3 separate regions of the Homo sapiens genome follow, and all the other regions are linked to region 1. The links are chromatin loops, found by intact Hi-C in ENCODE. Cell type or tissue: heart right ventricle. All regions are shown on one strand.

Region 1 (8,000 bases):
GCTTCCCAATGCCTGCAGAACATGAGGACGGCAGCTAACACTGACTACATGTGACCTGGCCCAGGCGCCCCAACTGAGCGCCCACCTACACCATGTCTCTGAACACTCACAGCACTCCTGTGGGGTGGGAAAGGCCGTCCTTGTCACTAAGGTGGGGAGAAGCCACAGGATTTTCAATACAAAGCCATGTATATGGCCCCACGAGCCTCCTTTCCCTAGGCCCCATGTAATCTGCTAGCACCCACCTGCTCCTGGGCACGACTGCCTCCAAGGCAGACCAAGTCCTGCCATCCTCCATAGCCATCCTTGGAGAGGCCACAGGTGGTCCACAAGGTCAACTTCCACTCGATATTGGCAGACAGGGACTCTCCGCTGGTGATCTCAGCCGTGGCCTGGGTCCTCCTGGGAGGGGAAGTCACCGGGGCCAGATGGAAGGACTCTTGGGAAGGGAGGCCCAGACCCACCCACCCCAGCTCTGCAGGAAAAGGATACCTACGACTGTCGCCCCTGCTGGCCTTACACTTTGCCCCAGGCCTTTTCCCTCTATTGGTTTTTCCAATTTTCACACCAGCCAGGCCAGGGAAGCCTGCAAGTCCATCTTCCTCCTTGCTGGGGCCAGTCCTCTCTGCCCACAGAGCCACTTCCTTGCTCCAAGCTCCAGGCTCTGGCACCTCCTTCCCATCCCCTCACCCATTTTTCAGCCTGGGACAGGACAGTCTTTCTTTTTTTTTTTTTTGAGACAGGGTCTCCCTTTGTCACCCAGACTGGAGTGCAGTGGCACAGTCACAGCTCACTGCAGCCTCTACCCCCGGGGCTCAAGTGATCTTCCCACTTCAGCCTCCTGATTAGCTGGGACTACAGGCATGTGCCACCATGCCCAGCTAATTTTTGTATTTTTTTGTAGAGACTGAGTCTTGCCATGTTGCCCAGGCTGGTCTCAAACTCCTGGACTCAAGTGATACTCCTTCTTTGGCTTACCAAAGTGCTGGGATTACAGGCATGAGCCACCATTCCCAGCCGAGAGGGCAGTCTTAAAGCTAACAGTTGGCTGGGTACGGTGGCTCACACCTGTAATCCCAGCACTTTGGGAGGCCGAGACGAGTAGATCACAAGGTCAGCAGATCGAGACCATCCTGGCTAACATGGTGAAACCCCGTCTCTACTAAAAATACAAAAAAATTAGCCGGGCATGGTGGTGGGCACCTGTAGTCCCAGCTACTTGGGAGGCTGAGGTGGGAGAATGGCATGAACCCGGGAGGCAGAGCTTGCAGAGAGCCGAGATCGCGCCACTGCACTCCAGCCTGGGTGACAGAGCGAAACTCCATCTCAAAAAAAAAAAAAAAAAAAAGTTAACAGTTAGGCCGGGCCCTGCCAGGCCCAGCCACAGTGGCAGCAGGGGCAGCAGCAGCAGCAGTGGCAACGGGGGCTCCTGCCTGTAATCCCAGCACTTTGGGAGGCCGAGGCAGGTGGAACTGAGGTCAGGTGTTCAAGACCAGCCTGGCCAACATGGTGAAACCCTGTCTCTACTAAAAATACAAAAAATTAGCTGGGTGTGGTGGCACATGACTGTGATCCTAGCTACTTGGGAGACTGAGGCAGGAGAATCACTTGAACCTGGAAGGCAGAGGTTCCAGTGAGCCGAGATTGCGCCACTGCACTCCAGCCTGGGCAACACGAGTGATACTCCATCTCAAAAAAAAAAAAAAAGGCTAACAGGTAAGGCCCTGGTCCCAAGCCCCCTCAGTCCATGGGAGAACCAGGGGCTCTCTGTACCCAGGGTCAGTCCTTTGAAGTCTAAATACCAACTCACTGCAGCAATGCATCCAACAGCTTGGTGACATTGGAGGAATAATGGAGGACGATCACTGGCCTGAGCAGAAGCTGGGATATGTCCAGCTGCAGGGAGACAAGGAGGTCAGCAGGCCTGGGTCCCCCTTTCCCCAGCTTGCTTACCCTCACGGCCTGGTCCGATTTACCTCTCGGACCACGTTGTGGTTCAGGATGAGAAGAAGCAGGGCAGAGGCACCCAGGAAGAGGGCCCGCCGCATCTGCAGAGGGATAGAAGGCGAGAGGCTAGCATATACCCTGCCTGCACACCTGTCTCACCACCTGCAGCCCTAGCTGCTCTTAGCTCCTGGCCCTGCAGTGAGCAAAACTCTGGACAGACTGCCATAAGCTCCTTGAGGTCAAAGGTGGAAACTGCTTTCTTCCTCCTGCCTCCCTTCCAGATGCGCTGTGCCTTCCCCGGTCCTATCAGGGCAGTCCCAGCAGTGGTCGTCAGCAGCAGCTCCCCCATCCCATACTCTCAGAGCCTGGTCAAGCTTCTCAACCTCTCTCTGGCCTCCTCTCACCTCCCTGCTTCGAAGCCATACTGACTCCATTCTTCAAACTGGGGTGCCCTGACCCACCAGGCCTAGGGCTTCTCTGCAAGCTCTTAAGGGCCCATCTAAGGAGGGCCTGGCTCTAGCAGATGCCTTGGAATCCTTTCCTCCAGCCCCCTCCCCCATAGACATCCCCTGCACCTGCTGGACCAGGGCCTTGGGATAGGCCTGCGGGCCACTGCCCTTATTCTCCTGGTGGAACTGGGCCGCCTGCTCCTTGCCCACGTATGCCACTGCAATCCAGCCTTCCACTGGTGCCTCCTGCTCGGCATCCACGATGTCCATCTGTGTGGCAAGGGGCCATGAGCAGAGGGAGGTAGGGTGTGGTGGGGGAGGGAGCCGGGGTCATCACAGTGGATGCCAAGGCCAGAGTTCCCAGAGCATCTGGCTCTCTGGTTTGGGAAGCCGGAATGCTGGGGGCCTGGGGAGCCTGGGGAGGGGCGCTGGACTCTCAAGGCTTGGTGGAGGATGAACGTCGGTTCAGGGTGCGGGGTCTCTAGGGAGGGTTGAGAGAGGGGTTTAGTGATGCGGCCAGATGGCTCAGCAGCGCTCACCAGCAGCAGACGACCGCCCAGCAGGGGCGCCGGGTCGGCTTCGGAGCCGATCCTGACGCCCTCCAGGACCAGAGCGTCCTGGCGCGGCAGTCTCACGTCCACCCGCACGGCGCGGGCTCCGCCCCGCCCCGCCCCGGCCGCCGGCTCGCTGCCGTCCGCCGCGGCCCCGGGCCCCGCCAGGCCCAGCCACAGCGGCAGCAGGGGCAGCAGCAGCAGCAGCGGAGACGGAGGCGGCGGCGGAGGCGGCGGCGGCGATCTCAGCGCGGGGCGAGCGGCGGGGCCCATGGCCGGACCCGGCGAGCTGGCCCAACAGTGGGGCCAGGGGTCCCGGGCGCGGGGGGGATCGGAGGGAGCGAGGCCGCTGCCGGACGGGGCGGGGCGCCGGGAGGGGCGGGGCCGCGGCCGGACGGGGCGGGGCACCAGGAGGAACGGAGTGGGCGCTTGGCGGCTCTCGCGCCCAGACTGGGCCGCGGGCGCCCCCTGGTGGCCGCGGAGAGCTCAGGTGCCCGCGGCTGAGGGAGCTGGAGAGGGGCAAAACCGGGGTCGCAGCGGGAAGGCGGAAAGTCAGAGAGAGGAGGTGCTTCGGCAGCGGACGCGTCAGCGGGGCAGACAGGAAAATAGTTGGAAAGGGCGACCTGGGGGAGCAGAGACACGATCAGAGCCTGAGAAGGGCAGGAGCAAGGGATGTCTAAGGGGCCTGGTGGCAGGCCCTTGTTCTGCGGCAGCCCCGTGGACCCACGGGGTGGCCAGGGCCAAGTCACATCCCTCTCTTCCCCGGTCCTCCCTGTCTCGACCCCACTAAACAGCAGGAGGCAGAGAACCAGAGACTGGCGTGGGAAGCCGACAGGGGAGATAGAGGGGCAGGGGAAAGGGGCTGGGGGGCAAGGCAAAACGAAGCAGGCAGGGACTCAGTGCCTCAGTGGGACCGAGAGGCTGGGTCACTTCCCTCATCTGTGAAATGGGCACCATAGGCCGGGCGCGGTGGCTCACGCCTGTAATCCCAGCACTTTGGGAGGCCGAGGCGGGCGGATCACCTGAGGTCGGGAGTTCGAGACCCGCCTGACCAACATGGAGAAACCCCGTCTCTACTAAAAATACAAAATTAGCCGGGCGTGGTGGCGCATGCCTGTAATTCCAGCTACTCAGGAGGCTGAGGCAGGAGAATCGCTTGAACCCGGGAGGCGGAGGTTGCGGCGAGCCGAGATCGCGCCATTGGAATCCAGCCTGGGCGACAAGAGTGAAACTCCGTCTCTAAATAAATAAATAAATAAATAAGCACCATGTACAATCAACACTGCCTCACCCCCAGCAAATAACTCAAATGTCTACTGGAATGTGGAAGTTCCACTACTGTTCTAAAACTTGTCCGTTTCTCCAAGGGTTGGGGCTGCTGGGAGCTGGCTCAGTCTGAAACCTGAGCCTTTAAAAATTGTATGGTGGGCAGGGCGCGGTGGGTCACGCCTGTAATCCCAGCACTTTGGGAGGCTGAGGCAGGCGGATCATGAGGTTAGCAGATCGAAACCATCGTGGCTAACAAGGTGAAACCCCGTCTCTACTAAAAATGCAAAAAAATAGCCGGGCATGTTGGGAGGCGCCTGTAGTCCCAGCTACTCGGGAGGCTGAGGCAGCAGAATGGCGTGAACCCGGGAGGCGGAGCTTGCAGTGACCTGAGATGGTGCCACTGCACTCCAACCTGGGCCAGATGAGCCACAACACTCTTTTTTCTCCAGAAAAATTGAAAGAATTTTACAGTGAACACCTGTAGGAACACTGATATGGGATGACCAAGTTGCTCCTGAAGAAGTGTGAGACGGGTATATAAGACAGCCCCCGATATCAGCCTAAAGACAGACAAATGGAACATGAAATAGGCCAGAAACTGACCCACACATCTAAAGATGGTGTACATCAGAGGAAACATTGTGTTTGTGGAGATACAAGGAGGCAGTAGCATGGACTGTTTGGTAAATTGTGCTAAGAAATTGAATTAACCATTAGGAGAAGAAATTAGACCCCTATTACATACACATCATATACAAAATATGAATTCCATATAGATTAAAGACCTAAATAAGAAAAGTAAAAGTTTAAGCATTAAAAAATTATTTATGCATTTATTTTTGAGACAGGGTCTCTCTCTGTTGCCCAGGCTGGAATGCAATGGTGCCTTCTCAGCTCATTGCAACCTCCAGGGTCAACTGATTCTCCCACCTCAGCCTCCAAAGTAGCTGAGACCACAGGGGTGTGTCACCATGCCCAGCTAATTTTTTTTTTTTTTTTTTTTTTTTTTGTAGAGACAGGGTTTCACCATGTTGCCCACGCTGGTCTTGAACTCCTGGGCTCAAGGGAACTGCCTGCCTCAGCCTCCCAAAGTGCTGGGCTTACAGGCAATAGCCACTGCACGTAGCTAGATTCTCTGTTCTGTTCCATTGGTCTATAGTAGTCTCCCCTTACCTGAGGTTTTAGTTACCTTCAGCCAACCGAGGTCCAAAAAAATATTAAATGGAAAATTCCAGAAATAAACAGTTCATAAGTTTTAAATTGCATGCTGTTCTGAGTAGCATGATGAAATCTCTTGCCCTTCCTCTCCATCCCTCCCTGGATATGAATCCTCCCCACGCTGTAAATGTTACCACCTGTTAGTCACTTAGTAGGCCTCAGAGTTATCAGATTGAAGAAACACAGTATGTTTTCAGCACTACCTGAGGTTTCCGGCATCCACTGAGGATCTTGGAATGTATCGCCCAAGGATAAAGGATCACTAATTGGATATGTTACTAACGTTTTTTCATATGTGGGAAAGCACTCTTCATAAGCTACAAAATGCACTGTGGAAGCCCCGTGGTGCCCGTGAAGAGGCTTGCTTCTCCATTTCTGTGACTGTCCCAGCCCATCTGTCAGCCCCAACAACAGGGTTGCAAGGATGCACCCTGTAATCAGCCAGGTCTTTGGCTCCATGTTCTGCCTGCCCTGTCCCCACTTTCTCCCTACCCTTCACCCCACTGACCTAGTCACCCCTCAACATACACACTCCAACCAGATGCAGGTCCTTGTTCACGCTTGTCCCCCACCTAGAACACAGTTCTGCTTCCCTACAAATATCCACATCCTAGCCTTCCATCAGTGGGAGCCGGAGCCCCCTTGCAAACTTGGTGGGTAACCAGTTCCCTGTGGTGTGTTCTTCCATGGGGTAACCCCTGGTTATCGCAGAAGGAACAAGAGCTGGAGGATGTTACCTCAACGTGGGTGGGTGTAGCTCAGCCCAGCCAGGGGCCTTCTGCTGCTTTGGGGTGAGGAGGGTTAGGGGGTGGGTAAAGAAACAGTAAAGATTGGAGCCAATGCTGGCGGGGGGCAGAGTGCAGTGTAAGCCCAGGAAGTGAGGCAGCCAAGGGTGGGAGATTGACTGCAAGGAGACGAGTGACCTTGAGGCCCTGCCTGGGAGTGGAGTATCTGAGGAGAAGGGGACTGGAGGACCCCAGAAGCGGGGGAAGGGATGCCAGCTAAGAGACATGCAGGCACCCTGCTCCCAGGGATGGACAACAGGACCCTCAGCCCTGTGGGCTCTCTCTGGAGTAGCCCAACCCGCAGATCCAAACTCCCAAGAGAGGGTGGGGAGCTAGAGCGGACAGGACTGTCACTCTCTCACCATGGGCCTCTGGGCAAGCCACTTCCGTTTTCTTGGCCTGTGTCCTCAGTTGTAAAATGGGAGCTTGGACTAAATGACTTGGGAGGGCCTTTCATCAGACATGCTGTGATTCCAAGTAGCTTGTTTCTTGGGATACAAGGTTTCCTGGCCCTGGGCTGGGCAGAGACCTGCATGGAGAAGGCCCCAATTCCTCTGTCTCTCCTTATTCTGTAAAGTTGCAGGGGGACCTAGGAAGAAACAAAGCTACTAATGAAAGTGTGAGGCATGGAATATGTTACCTCAGCAGTGGAAGGGGGTGGTGATGAGGATGAAATGTTTTAGAATTGGTACCAGGAATGGGGTGTATGACAAGGCCCTTGAATTCCGTGAACCTGAGCCCTCTGCTTCTCTTCCTTTGCTGTGAAATGAGTTATTTGGTCACACACCAGGCTGTGCAAATGCCAAAAAAAAGGCATTCCGTGAGTACACAGATGGTGGTGCTGGCAGAAGGATGAAGGGCAGGGAAGGCAAATCCACATCTAGAATATGTGTCTATTCCAGTGAGCATGAACCTGGGCCCCACCTATGAGGAAGAGGCCAATGTAATCAAGCTGCCACCAGGTGGCAGGCTGGTCCCTGGGGAATGTGGCCACATGGGGCCCAGTGACTTTGTTTTGTACAAAAAGGGCCTTGAAGCAGACAATGCCTAACTCATGGAAATGTGTCACCATCAGTGGGGGCTTCTGGCCCAGTGGCCACAGGGACGGCTAGGCCTGAGGTGGTGGTATTTTTAGAACATGGAGGTCCCTAAGATTCCTTTACCTTATGGACATGAGGCCCAGCACATAAAACAAGTTGTCTTAGAAGATCTTAAAGTGTCCCTTGATTGCCTAGTTCCATCTGCCACCTCCCTCCACTCACCCAGATGCTCAGAGGGTCGATGACTCACTCAAGATCACACAGGGCAGATGCAAAGTAGCCGCAGCTTAACTGTGGCATGGGCTGTAAAGTAGAGGGGGTCCTGCTCCTTCCTTGGGTCCAGCTCTCAGGGACAGGGTGAGCGTCATGCCCACAAATGGATATCAAAGGACTTCTCGGTGCTAGGCACTGGGCATGGAGCAGTGACCGTGACCAGCAATGGCTTCTGCCCTTGAGAACAGAGAGAAAACCATAACCACATACACAAGCAAGATCATTTCAGGCCACGGTAGGTGCCACAGGAATGAGATAAAATAGCCTCAGAGAGGGGCTGGGGGCCAGAGGCCACTTCAACCTCATTACCAGGGAAGGGAGACCTCTCTAAGAGGTGGTGTGTGGGCTGGCACCTGAATGGCAAGAATATTCAAGAGAAGAAACAGAGAATGCAAGTGAAAACAGCTGATACCAGCTGGGTACAGTGGGTCATGCCTGCAATCCCAGCAGTTTGGGAGGCCACAGTGG
Region 2 (8,000 bases), 280 kb before region 1:
TGTTCCTTTAAGAAATCTTGAGGTCAGGAAGCCTTACACTGGATTATTTAGCAAATTCATACATTTCTATTTCCACTGCACATTTGTTACTTATGATTTATTCAACACTGACCAGAGGGACCTAGGGATACAAAGATAAAACAGAAGTGGGAAAGAGCTTGTAACCATGGCAGAAGATAAGTGAATTCATATGCAGGGCTGATGATCAGCTGTTACATACTGACTCAGCTGTATCTGCTCTTAAAATATTGAAATATTTCTGTATTGAATGGTGAATAGCTACTTTTCTGAGACCTCATGTGGCTCCCCATCAATATCCTCCCCATCACCTTACAGTGTCTCTTTTGGGATCTCTCCAGAACACTCCAAAATCCAGTAACCAAAGGGTTAATATCTAGTCCGAACGTTGCTTCCAGGAGGCCAGCTCTAGAGCCAAATTGGCATCCTTTCTGATTGGCCAGTATCTATGTCATATTGGGCTTTACATGTTTATTTATTAATTTTTTTGTGAGTGTGTGGCAGAGTCTTACTCTGTTGCCCAGGCTGGAGTGCAGTGGCGCAAACTTGGCTCACTGCAACCTCCGCCTCCCAGGTTCAAGCGATGCTGCTGCCTCAGCCTCCTAAGTAGCTGAGATTACAGAAATGCACCACCACACTCGGCTAATTTTTGTATTTTTAGTAGAGATGGGGTTTCACCATGTTGGCTAGGCTTCTCTCGAACTCCTGACCTCAAGTGATCTGCCCAACTCAGCCTCCCAACATGCTGGGATTACAGGCATGAACCACTTCACCCAGACTATATATTGATTTTTTTATATCAATTTGATATTTTTATGTAAAAATATCAGAGATATTTCAATCACCCCTATAATGCTCATTAGAAAGTGATGCATGCCAAAAGACAGATAATGATCATATGCAATGGGAAGTATGGGAAAGGAGGCACTATACCCTGTGAGAAACATGAGAGAAATCTTTTGAGAGAAAATAGCCTCTGAGCTTTGGAGGCCCTGAATATTTGGACAGATTGAGAGGGGGAGACGGCCATCACTGTTATACTGAACAGTGCTCACTCATTCCCCTTCATCCATTCATTTAGCAGCATTTCCTGACTGTTCCTCATTGAGGGGCAGTACAATATAGTTAGAACTTCAAGTTTTGGAGTCAGATGGTCTGAAGAATCCCAGTTCTGTCACTTAACACCTGTGTGACCTTTGGCACGTAACCTACCTTTTGGTACCTTAGTTTCTTTGCATATAAGATGGGGATAATAATAGAATCCACTTGTTAAGGATATTTGATAATTAAATGAGTTAATAATCTAAAGCAGTGGTTCTCAAACTTTAGCTTGCATCAGAATCACCTGGAGGACTTGTTAAAACACATGTTGTGAAGCCTCACCTCAAAATTTCTGATGTAAGAATTTGCATTTCAGACAAATTATAAGAGATGCTCTTGACTGCTGGTCTAGGGACCATAATTTGAAAACCACTGATCTAAAATGGTTAGAACAATGCCTGGCACATAACAAATACTATGTATGTGTTAAACATTCATTCTTTATACATTGGCTATTTAATCTGTGCCAGACACTGTGCCTAAGCATTGGATGAGATAATAATGAGAGTAAAATGTGATTCCACTCCCAGGGAGGTCATAATATAATAGGGTCACTTCTTAAATAAAAAATTATAAGTATTACATGTACTAAAATAGCAGTATAATGTACAAAGAGTATCTAGCTAGTTTGATAAATTTATTTTACTAAATGTCTACCTGTATGACTGACTCAGTCAAAATAGCTTGTTTTGGAGAGATCAAAAGACAAAATTTTAGATAGATGACTTAGTCTCTTAAGTAAATAGTATTTATATTGTTTTTCAGTTGTTAATCTTTTATAACTTTCCTCAGGTGATCTTGTAGCTGGTATGATATGTTTTAAAAGTAGTTTGAGGCCGAACACAGTGGCTCACACCTGTAATCCCAGCACTTTGGGAGGCTGAGACGGGTGGATCTCTTGAACCCAGGAGTTTGAGACCGGCCTGGGCAACATGGTGACACCCTGTCTCTGCTATAAATACAAAAAATTAGCTGAGTATGGTGGCTGGTGCCTATAATCCCTGCTACTCGAGAGGCTGAGGCAGGAGAATTGCTTGAGCCTAGGAGGCAGAGGTTGCAGTGAGCTGAGACCATGCCACTGCACTCCAGCCTGGGCGACAGAGCGAAACTTCATCTCAAATAAATAAATAAATAAATAAATGAAAATAGTTTGAGTAAAATCAGATTTGAGTATCTAGAGATCTTGAAAGGTGTTCCCCTGTAAGAGCATGATTATTTCTAGTTATGAAATTTTGTGTGATTTTTTTTTTTTTTGAGACGGAGTCTCGCTCTATTGCCCAGGCTGGAGTGCAGTGGTGTGATCTCGGCTCACTGCAACCTCTGCCTCCCGAGTTCAAGCAATTCTTCTGCCTCAGCCTCCCAAGTAGCTGGGACTACAGGCACGTGCCACCATGCCTTGCTAATTTTTGTATTTTTAAAGTAGAGATGGGGTTTCAATTTTGGGTGATTTTTATACTTATTTTGTACTTTATATTATGCTTGAATTCTTCAAAATAAGTACATATCAGTGTTGCAGATAATTATTGTAAAAAAAGAGACTATATTGTATATAGCTATCTAGCTTGTTTCCTTATTCGCATTCTCAATCCCTCACCATTCCAACCCACTGTCCACACTGCATACTTTCAGAAACCCAAGTCTGATCATGTCATTCTTTTGCCTAAAAATTTTCCACAGCTTTTAAAATAAAGTTCAGGGTCCTTCACATGGTCTGCAAGGCCTGTATGATCCCTATCTTCCTGTCCAGGGCATCACTGTCATTCCCATGTTCAAGCCACACAAAGAATCTAGAACATGCCAAGCTCCTTTTACCTTTGCATATATTGTTCCTCTTGCCTGGAAACTTCTCTCCCCTGCCCCATACACCTTGCCTGGCTAACTCCAATTTATCTGTCAAGTCTCAGCTTAAATATTTACTTCCCTAGGGAAGTAAATACTTCCCTCCCTGACACCCTCCTCCCTAGCCTAGATGGTCCCTTTATTTCATGTTCTCATAGCATCCCATGCTGCTTCTTCATAGCAATGAACACAATGTTAATGATGTAGCTATCTTTGCTATTTTTTTGTTGTTTAACGTTGTTCTCCCCTGCTAGTCTAAATGTTCCCTGAGATTGGGACCATGTCTATTTTTGAATGAATGCATAAATAAATGAACTCAATTAAGTAATGTATGAGTTTATATGCAGTAATCAAAATGGCCACACAGTGGCAGTAAAGTTTTAGTCCTTTGATATGAAATTATGGTTCTGAAATTTTTTTTCTTTTCTCTTTCTTTCTCTCGCTCTCTCTTTCTCTCCCTCCCTCCTTCTTTCCTTCCTTCCTTCCTTTCTTCTTTTTCTTCCTTTCTCTCTTTCCTTCCTTTCTTTCCTTTCCTCCTTCCCTCCCTCCTTCCTTCCTTTCTTCTTTTTTTTTTTTGGAGTCTCTCTCTGTTGCCCAGGCTGGAGTGCAGTGGCGTGGTCTTGGCTCACTGCAACCTCTGCCTCCCGGGTTCAAGTGATTCTCCTGCCTCAGCCTCCCGAGTAGCTGGGATTACAGGTGCCTGCCACTACACCTGGCTAATTTTTTGTATTTTTAGTAGAGACGGGGTTTCACCATGTCGGCCATGCTGGTCTCAAACTCCTGACCTTGTGATCCTCCGGCCTCAGACTCCCAAAGTGCTGGGATTACAGGCGTGAGCCACCATGCCCGGCCCTCTCTTTCTTTCTTATAGGGTTTCACTCTGTTGCTTAGGCTGGAGTGCATTGGCACAATCACAGCTCACTGCAGCCTCAACTTCCAGGCCTCAAACAATCCTCCTGCCTCAGCCTCCCAAGTAGCTAGGACCACAAGTGTGCACCACTATGCCTAGCTAATTATTTACTTTTTGTAGAGATGGCATCTTACCATGTTTCCCAGGCTGGCTTTGAACTCCTGGGTTCAAATGATCTGCCCACCTTGGGCTCCCAAAGTGCTGGGATTACAGGCAAGAACCACTGTGACTGGCCTGAAATTTTCTGATTTGTATTCTAGTTTTTAAAAACAATTATCATTGGCTTGATTATATTTCTATCTCTATATGTTACTCTTTCAAGCAGAGATAATCTGTTCATAGTAGTGTATATGTAGAGAGGACAAGGACTTTATAGACATATAAGATGTTTTTACTTTAGTAGATTAGTTTCAAATGGGACACTTTTTGAGGTACTTGTTGCATATTTAATTATTTAGTAATAATGAATTATTTTGTATACCTTTTGCCTCCAGAACTAGAATATAACTTTTTAAGGGTAGGGATAGTTATCTTTTTTGTGTCCCTCTCGTCTCTAGCAGAGCCCTGTGTACGTAATGGACTCTCACTTGAATGAGTGAATAGTTAGTACAGTTGGCCCTCCATGTATCAGAGCATTCTACATCCACAGATTCAACCAACTGGAAAATATTTAGAAAAAATAACAGTACAACAATAAAAATAATACAAATAAAAAATACAGTGTGACAAGTATTTATATAGCATTTACATGGTATTAAGTATTATAAGTAATCTAGAAATGATTTAAAATACAGTTGAACTCATTACACATTATATACAGGTATCAAAATATCACATGTACCCCCAAAATATGTACAACTATTATATATCAATTAAAAAATGCTAGTCTTTCAGAAATGGAGAGAAAAAAAGAAAAAATTATAGGAAAGAATCAGTTTTCAGATATCTAGGAAATTCCCCTTTATAATGCAAAAAAATTGCTATCGAATTGTGAGCATATACTTTTTTTTTTTTTTTTTTTTGAGATGGAATCTCGCTCTGTCGCCCAGGCTGGAGTGCAATGGCGTGATCTCAGCTCACTGCAACCTCTGCCTCCCAGGTTCAAGCAATTCTCCTGTTTCAGCCTCCCAAGTAGCTGGGATTACAGGCACAAGCCGCCATGCCTGGCTAATTTTTTGTATTTTAGTAGAGACAGAGTTTCACCATGTTTCCCAGGCTGATCCCAAACTCCTGAGCTCAGGCAGTCTACCCACCTTGGCCTCCCAAAGTGCTAGGATTACAGGCGTGAACCACCGCACCCGGCCTCATATAATATACTTTTAGCATAAAATTAATTTTGACCTTCCTGGAAAAAAGTACAGTTGACCTTTGAACAACATGGGTTTGAGCTTCACAGGTCCACTTATATATGGATTATTTTCAATAAATACAGTTGGCCCTCTGTATCTGTGGCTTCCACATCTGCAACCAAAGGTGGATTGAAAATACAGGACGGGGCCAGGGCAGTGGTTCACGCCTGTAATCCCAACACTTTGGGAGGCCGAGGTGGGTGGATCACAAGGTCAGAAGATCGAGACCATCCTGGCCAACATGGTGAAACCCTGTCTCTACTAAAAATACAAAAATTAGCTGGGCGTGGTGGTGCATGCGTGTAATCCCAGCTACTCAGGAGGCTGAGGCAGGAGAATCGCTTGAACCCGGGAGGAGGAGGTTGCAGTGAGCCAAGATCACGCTACTGTACTCCAGCCTGGTGACAGAGCAAGACTCTGTCAAAAAAAAAAAAAAAAAGAAAGAAAGAAAGAAAGAAAAAGAAAATACTACAGGCTGGGCACAGTGGCTCATGCCTGTAATTCCAGCACTTTGGGAGGCCAAGATGGGAGGATCACTTGAGGTCAGGAGTTCACGACCAGCCTAGCCAACATGGCAAAACCCCATCTCTACTGAAAATACAAAAATTAGCCGGGCATTGAGGCGGGCATCTGTAATCGCAGCTACTCAGGAGGCTGAAGCAGGGGAATCCCTTGAACCTGGGAGACAGATGTTGCAGTCAGCCGATATCATGCCACAACACTCCAACCTGGGTGACAGAGTGAGACTCTGTCTCAAAAAAAAAGAAAAAGGAAAATACAGTATCTGTAGATGTGAAACCCAGATATGGAAGGCTGACTTTTCATATACTCCCTGAGGTACTTGAGTACACATGGATTTTGGTATTCATAGGGAGTCCTGGAACTAATTCCTTCTCAGATACTGAGGGATGACTGTATCCTTTTTCTTCTGGCCTTCTGGATATTTTTTTCCTACCCAAATCTTTCGAACCTCTCTGAAATAATATTTTAATTAGTCTATTGAAAAGAATGATAATATAGGTGCAAGTATGTAATAATAATAGTTTTTTTTTCTTTCTCTTGAAGCTACGTATGGCAGTACTGACAGTAAGTACACACTCATTTAAAGACCAAGCCTCTGTCTCTATTTCATTGTCTTTTGGCAAGTGAAACATTAAAACAGTACTCTCCCTCTTCCTCCCTGACTTTTTTTTTTTAATCTGTCTTGGAATTAAAAACATAGGATCTATCAGAAGTTTAATAAAAGATTATGAATTGTATATTTCTTTGGTATAATACATGGGAAAATGTATAGGCTATACTATCTGCTTCATTTATTGGCTCTCAGGATTTTATTTTTTTAGTTACTTTACAGACTCCAAATTTTTTGTTTTTGAAGTTTGGTAGACTCTTTTGAAATTTTGTATACCTCTGAGTTTAACATGTTATACATAGTTAAGAATAGAAAATGAGAAGATACCACTGAGAGTCTTAGATCTATGATTTATTGAACAAATTTTAAACCATAATGGATTATTTAGAATTTATTTGTAGCTTAGTCATGGTAATTATGAATCCTTCATTATTAATTTCCTTTTATTCAGTGTTCACAGAATATTCTAAAGACTCTACATTCACAAAATAAGCATATCCTATCTCTAGCTTAAAATATATGTCTGTACTCAACTAATAGAACACAAATTGAACTCTATATAAAAAAGGTATTTGATGAGGAGTAATCTAGTAAATTCCAGAAATTAAATGATGTTTATTTTCCCTTATACAGCTTTACACAGATCCCATGGGATCTGAGGTAAGAACACACACAAACGTATAGGTGGGTAGTATATGTATATTATATTTTAAGATGTTTTTCTGAGTTGAGGCTATAGATTTTGTTACTAGACTACCATATGAGCAGAGGAACTAATAGTGGGCTCTTTCAGTATATTTTACTCTAAACTTGACCAATCTCTTATTATGAGATTTTTCAAAAACTATGTAAGGGTATTGGGGAAAAAAGGCATTGAGAAGAACTGAGCTTATTCCCTAACCTGTTGGCATTAAGAGTCTCTTAATGTATAAATGTATAAAACCACATTTTTTTCTTAAAAATTTTTTAAATTTAATTTTTATGAACTTTTTTTCCGAGTCATATAAAACCACATTTTATTATTTATTTAAACTGATTATGAATCTTTTCTGTTTATGGCCTTTTGGGAAAATAAATGAGATATGGCATAACTCTAATTTTCATTTTTGCCAACTAAATTCTCCCTCTTTTCGTGTTTTTATAGATTTTCAGAGCTTTACCTCTTTACTTCTCTCTTTAGATTTCTTCCCTCTGTTTAGGGAATCCGACTCATCTTCAAGGCCAACTATGTTCATATCTTATATGTAAACCTCTTTGGCTATTTGGTCTATACTAACTTCTTTCTTTAAATTCTTTTTCCAGCAGAACCCCACAATTTAACACTCTCAATTGATTCATATTGATTACTTAATCTCCTCAACCAGATTGTGAATTCTTCTTTTTTTTTCTTTTTTCTTTTTTTAGATGGAGTCTCGCTCTGTTACATAGGCTGGCTCTGCCTCCCAGGCTTCTAGCAATTCTCCTGCCTCAGCCTCCTGAGTAGCTGGGACTACTGGCATGCACCACCATGGCCGGCTAATTTTTATATTTTTTATATTTTTAATTTTTATATTTTTAGTAGAGATGGGGTTTCACCGTGTTGGCCAGGCTGGTCTTGAACTCCTAACCTCAGTGATCTTCCTGCCTCCTCCTCCCAAAGTGCTGGGATTAC
Region 3 (8,000 bases), 68 kb before region 1:
GGAAGATCGCTTCTGGACTCACAGTGTCCAAGGCCCAAAGCACTGAGTAGGGACAGGAGTTCTCCGAACTTATGCTCCTTCACTGGGTCACTCACGACCCAGCTACTCCTGCCTTGTCTTGGGGTACATATGAGGAGCTGTGTGTGGAGTCCTGGGACAGGAATTGTGTCATCCATCATGACAACTTAGCAACAAAAACAACCTGAAAAGCCTGGTAGGAGAAGTGCAGACACTTGGGGCTGGGCTGAAGTCCTAAGACTGGGACAGGAAGGGGAGGAGGAGAGGCCACACAGTGGTCACCAACTTTGGTAAGATGGGAAATTAGGAAGGAGGAATGCTGGGTGCCAGGCCCTGTTCCATCACTTGCTCACCCTTGGTTTCCTTATCAGGAAACAGGGTAAAATAATAGCCTACCAATTTCCCATTGCTCCTATAAGGGTTACTGAGAGGCAATGGAAATGAAAGCACTTTGCAGACTAAAGAGCTAGATAAATCAAAGCATCCCTTGATTTGATTACATTCCCAAAGTCCTGAGGGACACCGATCCTGCACACAAAGAGAAGTCCAGCCTGGTATGGTAGTTCATGCCTCTAATTCCAGCACTTTGGGAGGCAGAGGCAGGAAGATCACTTGAAGCCAGGAGTTTAAGACCAAGCTGGGCAAAAAAGTAAGACCCTGTCTCAATCAATCAATCAGAGATGTCCTCTCACAAGAGGAACAGAGCATGCTGGGAGCAGTGGTTTCTGTGGCATGTGCCATGGTGACTCCCCTGAACTTGCGTGGTACCACATAGAGAACTTCTCAAAGCACTGTTTTTGTTTTTGTTTTTTTTTTTTTGAGATAGGGTCTCCATTGCCCAGGCTGGAGTGCAGTAGTGCAATAATGGCTCACTGTAGCCTTGATTTCCCAGGCTCAAGTGATCCTCCTACCTCAGCCTCCCAAGTAGCTGGGACAACAGGTGCGCACCACTATGCCCAGCTAATTTTTAAATTATGGGATGTAGAGATGGGGTCTCCCTATGTTACTCAGGCTTCAAAACACTTTTCATATACTCCACGGTCAGTCTCAGGATGTCAGATGTAGCTGTCTTCAACACCATCCCACTAAAGCTGCCTTAGTTGGCTGGCACAGTGGCTCATGCCTATAACGTAAGCACTTTGGGAGGCTGAGGAGGGAGGATCGCTTGTGCCCAGGAGTTTGAAACCAGCCTGGGCAACATAGTGAGACTCTGTCTCTACAAAAAGTAAAAAAAGTAGCCAGGCATGGTGGCTTCAGCCTGTAATCCCAGCTACTCAGGAGGCTGAGGTGGGAAGATCGCTTGTGCCTGGGAGGTTGAGGCTGCAGTGAGCTGTGATTGCACCACTGCATTCCAGCCTGGGTGACAGAGCCAGACCCTGTCTCTTAAAAACAAACACACATACACACACACATACAAACTGCGTAGTTTTTATGTGGGGAAAACCGAGGTTAAAAAGATTAAGCAACTTTTGACCGGCATGGTGGCTCATGCCTGTAATCCCAGCATTTTGGAAGGCCAAGGTGGGTGGATCACCTGAGGTCAGGAGTTTGAGACCAACCTGGCCAACATGGCAAAACCCTGTCTCTACTAAAAATGCAAAAATTAGCCGGGCATGGTGGTGGGCACCTAAAACCCCAGCTACTCGGGAGGCTGAGGCATGAGAATCGCTTGAACCGGAAGGCAGAGGTTGCAGTGAGCCAAGATCAATTGTGCCATTTCACTCCAGCCTGCGCAAAAGAGCAAAACTCCATCTCAAAAAAACAAAACAAAACAAAACAAAACCAAGATTAAGCAACTTTCTCAAGGTCACACAGCTAGTTAGTGGCTCAGTAAGGCATAGGGTTAAGGTCTCCAGATCTCCGTTCAGCAGTATTTGTTTACACTATGCTCCTAATCCAATTATCTCATTTGATCCTCACAATCCTTTGTATACAACCACACCTGGTAACTTCTTTCTCTTTTTAAAATTTTTTTTAGAAATGGGGTCTCGCTCTGTCACCCAGGCTGGAGTGCAGTGGCACAATCACAGCTCACTGCAGCCTCAAACTCCCAGGCTCAGCCTCAGCCTCTGTAGTAGCTAGGACTACCGGCACGTGCCACCATGCCCAGCTAATTTATTTTTTAGAGACAGGGTCTCACTATGTTGACCAGACTGGTTGAAACTACTTGTTTAATGTCTGATTTCCCTGTGAGGGCAAGATCAGGTCTATATCCTGAGCCTAGCACAGGGCTACACATATAGTAAGTGCTGGGTGAAAAAAACTGGAAGCATTAGCCCCATGGTTGGGTGAGGGATGTGCCTAAGTCACATATTACAAAGGTCAGTGGTGGAGCCATCACTGACACTCTGACCCTGTGCCTGGTTCAGAGCCCTTTCTCAAACACTAGCCTAAAATCCACATTTCCAGCCAGAATCTCTCATCTCCGGATGCCACTGGTGGTGCCCCTTGTAAGTGCTGAGGGGTTTGCCTTCTCACAGGTTTTGTCCCAGCCAAGGCACCACCTCTAAGAACAGAATAAAGGTGCTAGGTGAGGTCAAACAAGCCTCCAGTTGCCAAGTGCCTCCCCTTGATCAGTGTATGCTGTGTCCAAAGGCCCAAACCCACCCTTCCCAGTTGCCATACCACCCTAAGGTAGGTTTTCCATGTCCTCAGGCCCCAGTCCTCTCTTCTGGTTCTCCTTGCATCCTTCCTTATCATCCAATATGTCTGCCAGGCAGAGACCAGGAAGCTCAACACCGCTTATCCTATTCCTTCCCCAACCAGGTCAGCCAACCCACTCTCCTGCTGGAAGGAGACAAAGAACCCCTTGATGTGCCCGGGGCAAGCCAGCCATACCAGGCACCTTGGGGAGCCCAGAGCTGTGACAACGCAGAGTCACAGCAGCCCACTGCCCTCTTCAGAGGAAGGCCACAGCTGGCCTTGCTTCCCTGTAGCCAGAGGGCTCCAGAATGGACTCTGTAAGAGGCCAAAGCCACTTCAGCTAGTCCAGAGCCTTCCTACCTCTCCATCAGCCCACATGGCAGTCATGAACCAAGCACTAATGATTTGCCAGCCTCTTTATCCTCACTGCTCCAGACCTCTTCCAGGTCTCACCACAGCCCTTTTAGGCCATCCTTGATTCTCCCAACAGGTCTCACTGCCTGCAATCCAGCTCCTCTTTATGCCGTCTTCCATGCCAGACCTGGACTAACTTTTATGCAACACAGGAGGCCTCAGCCTGACATTCAAGGCTGGACTCAGACCGCCCAACCCATTTCCTGGACTAACTTTTATGCAACACAAGAGGCCTCAGCCTGACATTCAAGGCTAGACTGAGACTGCCCAACCCATTTCCCTAACCTACCCTTGCTTCGTATCATTCTACTGCCTCCCGTTCTTCTTGTCGTATCATCCTACTGCCTCCCGTTCTTCTTGTCATCTCTGCTCTTGCCACACATGCTCAAACGACTGCTTTTGGGAGGGACTTTGCACATGGGCCCCCTCTCATCCAATGGACTGCCCTGCTTTGCCTCTTCTGAAGCCTGGATCAAATGCTACTACTTTCTAGGCTCCTGCAGGTGGGGCTGGCTGCTTTTTCCTCTGTACTCCCAGAGCAACTGCATGCCTCAATGACAGCCTTCATCACTCAACACTGGAAAGATTTGTCTGTGGTTCTATTTTTCAGCAAGTCTGTGAGTGCCTTGAGGGCAATAAAACACAGACATCTTGTTCAGTTCTATATCTCTTGTCCAAATCACAGGGTCTGACAGAGTAGGTGCTCAATAAATGTGTGGTAAATAAGCTCACTGCTAAGATGGATAAGCTGGCAAAAGTAAGCCTTGGTTTGCTCTCCCAGGCTGCTGGGTCTGCTGAGTATTTCTCTACCTGAAGAGGTGTTGAGTGCTAAGCTATGGCAGCCTCTGAAGACCTGGACAGGGCACAGAATGGAGTAGGGTAGGGTAGGGGGAGGAGAGACGGGAAATGGAAGGATGAGACAGAGAAAGCCAAAGTTGGCAGCTGCCCTGAAATCCTAGGTGGGGGCTTCTAAGCTGGTTAAGTATCAGGAGCATTGACTTGCCAGTGGGGTGGCCAGTACAGTGTTCTCCCTGCTGGAGAGGGTCTCTGGGCCCAGGATTGCGGCAATAGATTTACCAGGGGCAGACTAATCAGTTAAAGGAGGCCTCCTACCCCTCAAGTGTACTGTCTGCAGGATAAAGTGATCAGCTAGGACAACGGATGGATGATGGCAGGGCTCTGCTCTAGTCGGCAATGCATCCTGAGCCTGTAGGCTCAATTACCTCGACTGAGGAAGAGAAAGGGGAAGAGAATGGTCAGTGCTATGTAGCTAGAGGAGCACTGGGTGACAGTCGGAGGACCTGGGATCCCTCTCCGGTCTGGCTCCACAGTTCACTAACAGCAAGAGTTCTCCAACCTTCAGATTCCTCACCGGTACAAGCAACATAATCCCTGCCTCATCTACAAAGTAACACTTCTTCCAAAAGGCACAGACTAGATATCAAAGTCAAATGGCCATTATGCAGCATGTTGGGGTCAAGACCAATGCAATCCGGACTCTGGCCTATGGGAGGACTAAATCAGGCCTGATCTGGCCATGCTTCCAGGACCTCTCCAAGGATTTTCCTCCCTGTGCCTTTCTCCTGCTTGATGGCCATGACCTTTCCCTGTACTGAGACCTGCTCTGCCCTCCATACTGGAAGGGGGAGGTAGCCAGATTCCTGCTAACTCCTGCCCTGGGTGTGGGGACCTCAGGGACCTTAGGGACTTAGGGACAGTAAGCACCTGGCACCCTGCCTGCTGCCACCTTAGCAAGGTGTAGTCACTACTGGATGCAGTGTCAAGAAACAGGTTCTAGTCCCAGTTCTGCCATTTACCAGCTGGCAAACCTTGGGCACTTTTTCCTCGGTCTTCAGTACGCTCATCCACAGAATGGGGATAATCACCCCTCTCAGGGGAAGTAAGGATTCACCATGGGTTAGGGTTCATTCCTGCCGACAGGGGCTGGGCCTCACTGACACTCATCATTATAGCCAAAGATGGGAAGTAGAAAATGAAAAGATAGAACCACGAGCTGCTCCAGTCTTTAAGAGGGAGAAGAACATTCACTGAGCACCTACCCTGTATTATTAGTTCATTTAAACCTCAGAATGATCCTGCAAAGTCAGTGTTATCATAACCATTCTGCAGGTGAGAAACTGAGGCTCAGAGAAGTGAAGCAACATGTCCAAGATCACACAGCCAGCCAGATTCTGGCGCTTGTGTGAGGAGGGAGCACACAGTACCTTCTCTTGCCCACCTCGATATAAACAGATTGGGTGGCTGGGCCACAGCCAGGCCTCACTGCCCCTTGGGAGGTCCTGTTTCAGGCCCAGATGCTGGTAGGACAAAACATCAAGTAGGTGCTACCATCTTATCTCTTTCCCACAGCTTAGAGTTTCCCAGCAGGCGGACACTCAGGCACCTTCCCAGGGTAGCAGCTGGTGTGCCGGCTCCCTCCTTTACCAAGTCAGGTCTTGTCTGAGGACCTAACACTCACAGGGCCACCAAACCGGATATTCCTTCGAGGCTAAGAAGGGAAAAATGAGAGAAAATGGGAGGGCCTGCAGTCTAGAGTCACAGCCCAGGGCCCCATATGTACAAATGCCTCCTTCCAGATGGGCCACCCAGGGACCACCCCAATGCCAGCTCCATGCTCTCCTGGGATCTGTAACAGCTCAAGAAAAGTAGATGCTCTGAGTTTACTAACTAGAGAATAAGGCAAGGAGTCAGAATCTGGCCTGCCAGGAGGGCCCTGACCCCACTCCAATAAAAACTGGCACACAATAAACTATAGGGATGCCAATTAAGCCAGTTCTATGATTTCCAAAGTTGGCTAGTAATGAAAGGCCCAGGGAATGAGAACTAAAGAAGGCAATACTGCTATTCCAGATGTTTCTCCCTGGGCCCAGCTCAGATCCCTTGCTCCCATAACAGGAAGCCAACACCCATGGGATCCCAAAGAGCATAGCTCCTCACCTCATTTGGCCTGCAGACTGGGCGGACTGAGGCTGGATGGGAAGCTCTCAGCCTCAGGAGGCCAGACCTGACAATCACATAGGAAAAGGAGAAGAAGGTCAGGGACCACCTCTCTCAGGTCACCTCCCTCGGGCCAGGAGACCTGGTATAAAACTTGTATCCTTCTTTCCCTTCCCAACCACTTCCTCTATGCTACAGAAGGGACACCAAACAAGTCTGTTCTTCCTGCTCCAAAGTGACAGGAGGGGTATCATCACTCCTCCCACCCTTCCCTGCTGAAAACATCTTTTTCCTCAACTGGTCCTGGGCCTTTTTTTTTTTTTTTTTCTTTGAGACACGGTCTGTCTCACCCAGACTGGAGTACAGTGGCATGACCTCAACTCATTACAACCTCCGCCTCCCAAGCTCAAGCGATTCTCCTGTCTCAGCCTCCTGAGCAGCTGGGATTATGGGCGTGAGCCACTACCGCCTGGCTAATTTTTGTATTTTTAGTAGAGACGGGGTTTCACCATGTTGGCCAGGCTGGTCTCAAACTCCTGACCTCAAATGATCTGCCCACCTCGGCCTCCTAAAGTGCTGGGATTACGGCGGTGAACCACTGCACCCGGCCCTTCCTGGGCTTCAATGCCCCACTCGGTCTCCAGCCAAGCCAGAAGAACTAATGCTGTCGGCACTCTGATCTATGCCTATGCCACCCACAGGATCATTTACTGGCAAGCTGCTTTCTTGTCTGTGGCTACTACTCAAAAACAGACAGGGACCATCTCAGTCTCACTAAAGGTTCCCTGCGGAGTAGGCTCAAAAGACAGACAAGGTGAAGAAATGGAAAGGCCTAGGACTGGGAATCAGGAATTCCAGGTTTCTCACAGGCCTCCAGTTTATCCATCTGTATGCTGATGGCCATCTCTAAGGTCACTTTCAGCTTTTTTTTTTTTTTTTTTTTTTTTTTTTTTAGGCAAGGTCTCCCAGGCTGGAGTGTAGTGGCGTGATTTCAGCTCACGGTAACCTCCACCTCCCTGGGCTCAAGCAGTCTTCCTACCTCAGCCTCCCAAGTGGCTAGGACTATAGGTGCATGACACCACACCCAACTAATTTTTGTATTTTTTGTAGAGATGGGGTTTCACCATGTTGGCCAGGCTGGTCTTGAACTCCTGGGCTCAAGCGATCGCCTGCCTCAGCCTCCCAAAGTGCTGGAATTACAGGCGTGAGGCACAGCACCTAGTCTTTTTTTTTTTTTTTTGAGACAGGGTCATGTTCTGTCTCAAGAAAGAGCTGGGTGGAGCACAGTGGCACCATCTTGGCTTACTGCAACCTCCACCTCCTGGGCTCAAGAGATCCTCCCACCTCTCAGCCTCCCAAGTAGCTGGGATTACAGGTGCCCACCACAATGCCCAGCTAATTTTTTGTATTTTCTTGTAGAGATGGAGTTTCACCATGTTGCCCAGGCTGGTCTCGAATTCCTGAACTCAAGGAATCCACCTGCCTCAGCCTCCCAAAGTGCTGGGATTATAGGCGTGAGCCACCATGCCCTGCCACTTTCAGCTTCCTGACTTGAAATGTCTCCCCGCAAATAAGTATTAATTACTCCACCGCAGGCCTGAGGAGAAAAAGGTGAATGAGCCTCTTCCCAGTCCTGAAGCTAATCAGTCTAATGAACTGGTAATGACAACATATTCTTATCCTTCTGGGCCACTTCTATTAGCCTCATATACTGCTGAGAGAGTCGAAAGTGCTGAGCTAAGTCAGGGAAGGTAAGAGCAGGCAGGTGACTGCTAAGACACTTCTGTTCTACCTGTCTGACACCTGATATCCTGCAGGGACGAAAGGCCATATTTATGGATGGTGAAGGCAGTGGAAACTGTACTGACCTGGGAGTCAGAAACCCTAAGTCCAAGTCCTAGTTCTGCCACTAATATGCTGTGATCTTAAGAAAGTTACTCTTCTCTCTGGGCCTCAGTTTCCTCATC

What was found. Peaks named below come from ENCODE experiments on the same cell type or tissue, not always from the same donor. Only the 100,000 strongest peaks of a DNase experiment are listed, where the experiment ranks them.
Region 2: a loop joins it to region 1, with 9 times the contacts of the local background. A loop is called at or near these places in 78 of 110 quality-filtered maps.
Region 3: it touches region 1 in a loop (1.8-fold over the local background); 20 of 110 quality-filtered maps call a loop at or near these places.

The regions. Positions count from the first base shown.
Region 1 is chr22:30,384,094-30,392,093 of GRCh38, forward strand. RNF215 (ring finger protein 215) reads right to left here and starts at 3,318. Exons shown (of 9, transcript NM_001017981.2): 1 at 2,936-3,318; 2 at 2,523-2,666; 3 at 1,977-2,048; 4 at 1,811-1,896; 5 at 246-402. The coding sequence starts at 3,220. RefSeq lists a silencer at 3,058-3,417 and an enhancer at 7,411-7,600. In heart right ventricle, CTCF peaks have their summits at 3,432 (motif pointing left), 3,654 and 7,178 (motif pointing right); DNase peaks (open chromatin) are centred at 3,338, 3,651 and 7,192; H3K4me3 peaks cover 1,431 bases; H3K27ac peaks cover 1,135 bases.
Region 2 is chr22:30,105,514-30,113,513 of GRCh38, forward strand. HORMAD2 (HORMA domain containing 2) reads left to right here. Exons shown (of 11, transcript NM_152510.4): 6 at 6,283-6,303; 7 at 6,983-7,009. Among named protein-coding and RNA genes, the nearest start is that of HORMAD2, 29 kb to the left of the region's middle. In heart right ventricle, a CTCF peak has its summit at 3,311; no DNase peak of the experiment used is centred here; H3K27me3 peaks cover 432 bases.
Region 3 is chr22:30,315,638-30,323,637 of GRCh38, forward strand. The region is part of intron 1 of TBC1D10A (TBC1 domain family member 10A); the gene reads right to left. Among named protein-coding and RNA genes, the nearest start is that of TBC1D10A, 7.3 kb to the right of the region's middle. In heart right ventricle, a CTCF peak has its summit at 3,568; no DNase peak of the experiment used is centred here; H3K27ac peaks cover 6,686 bases.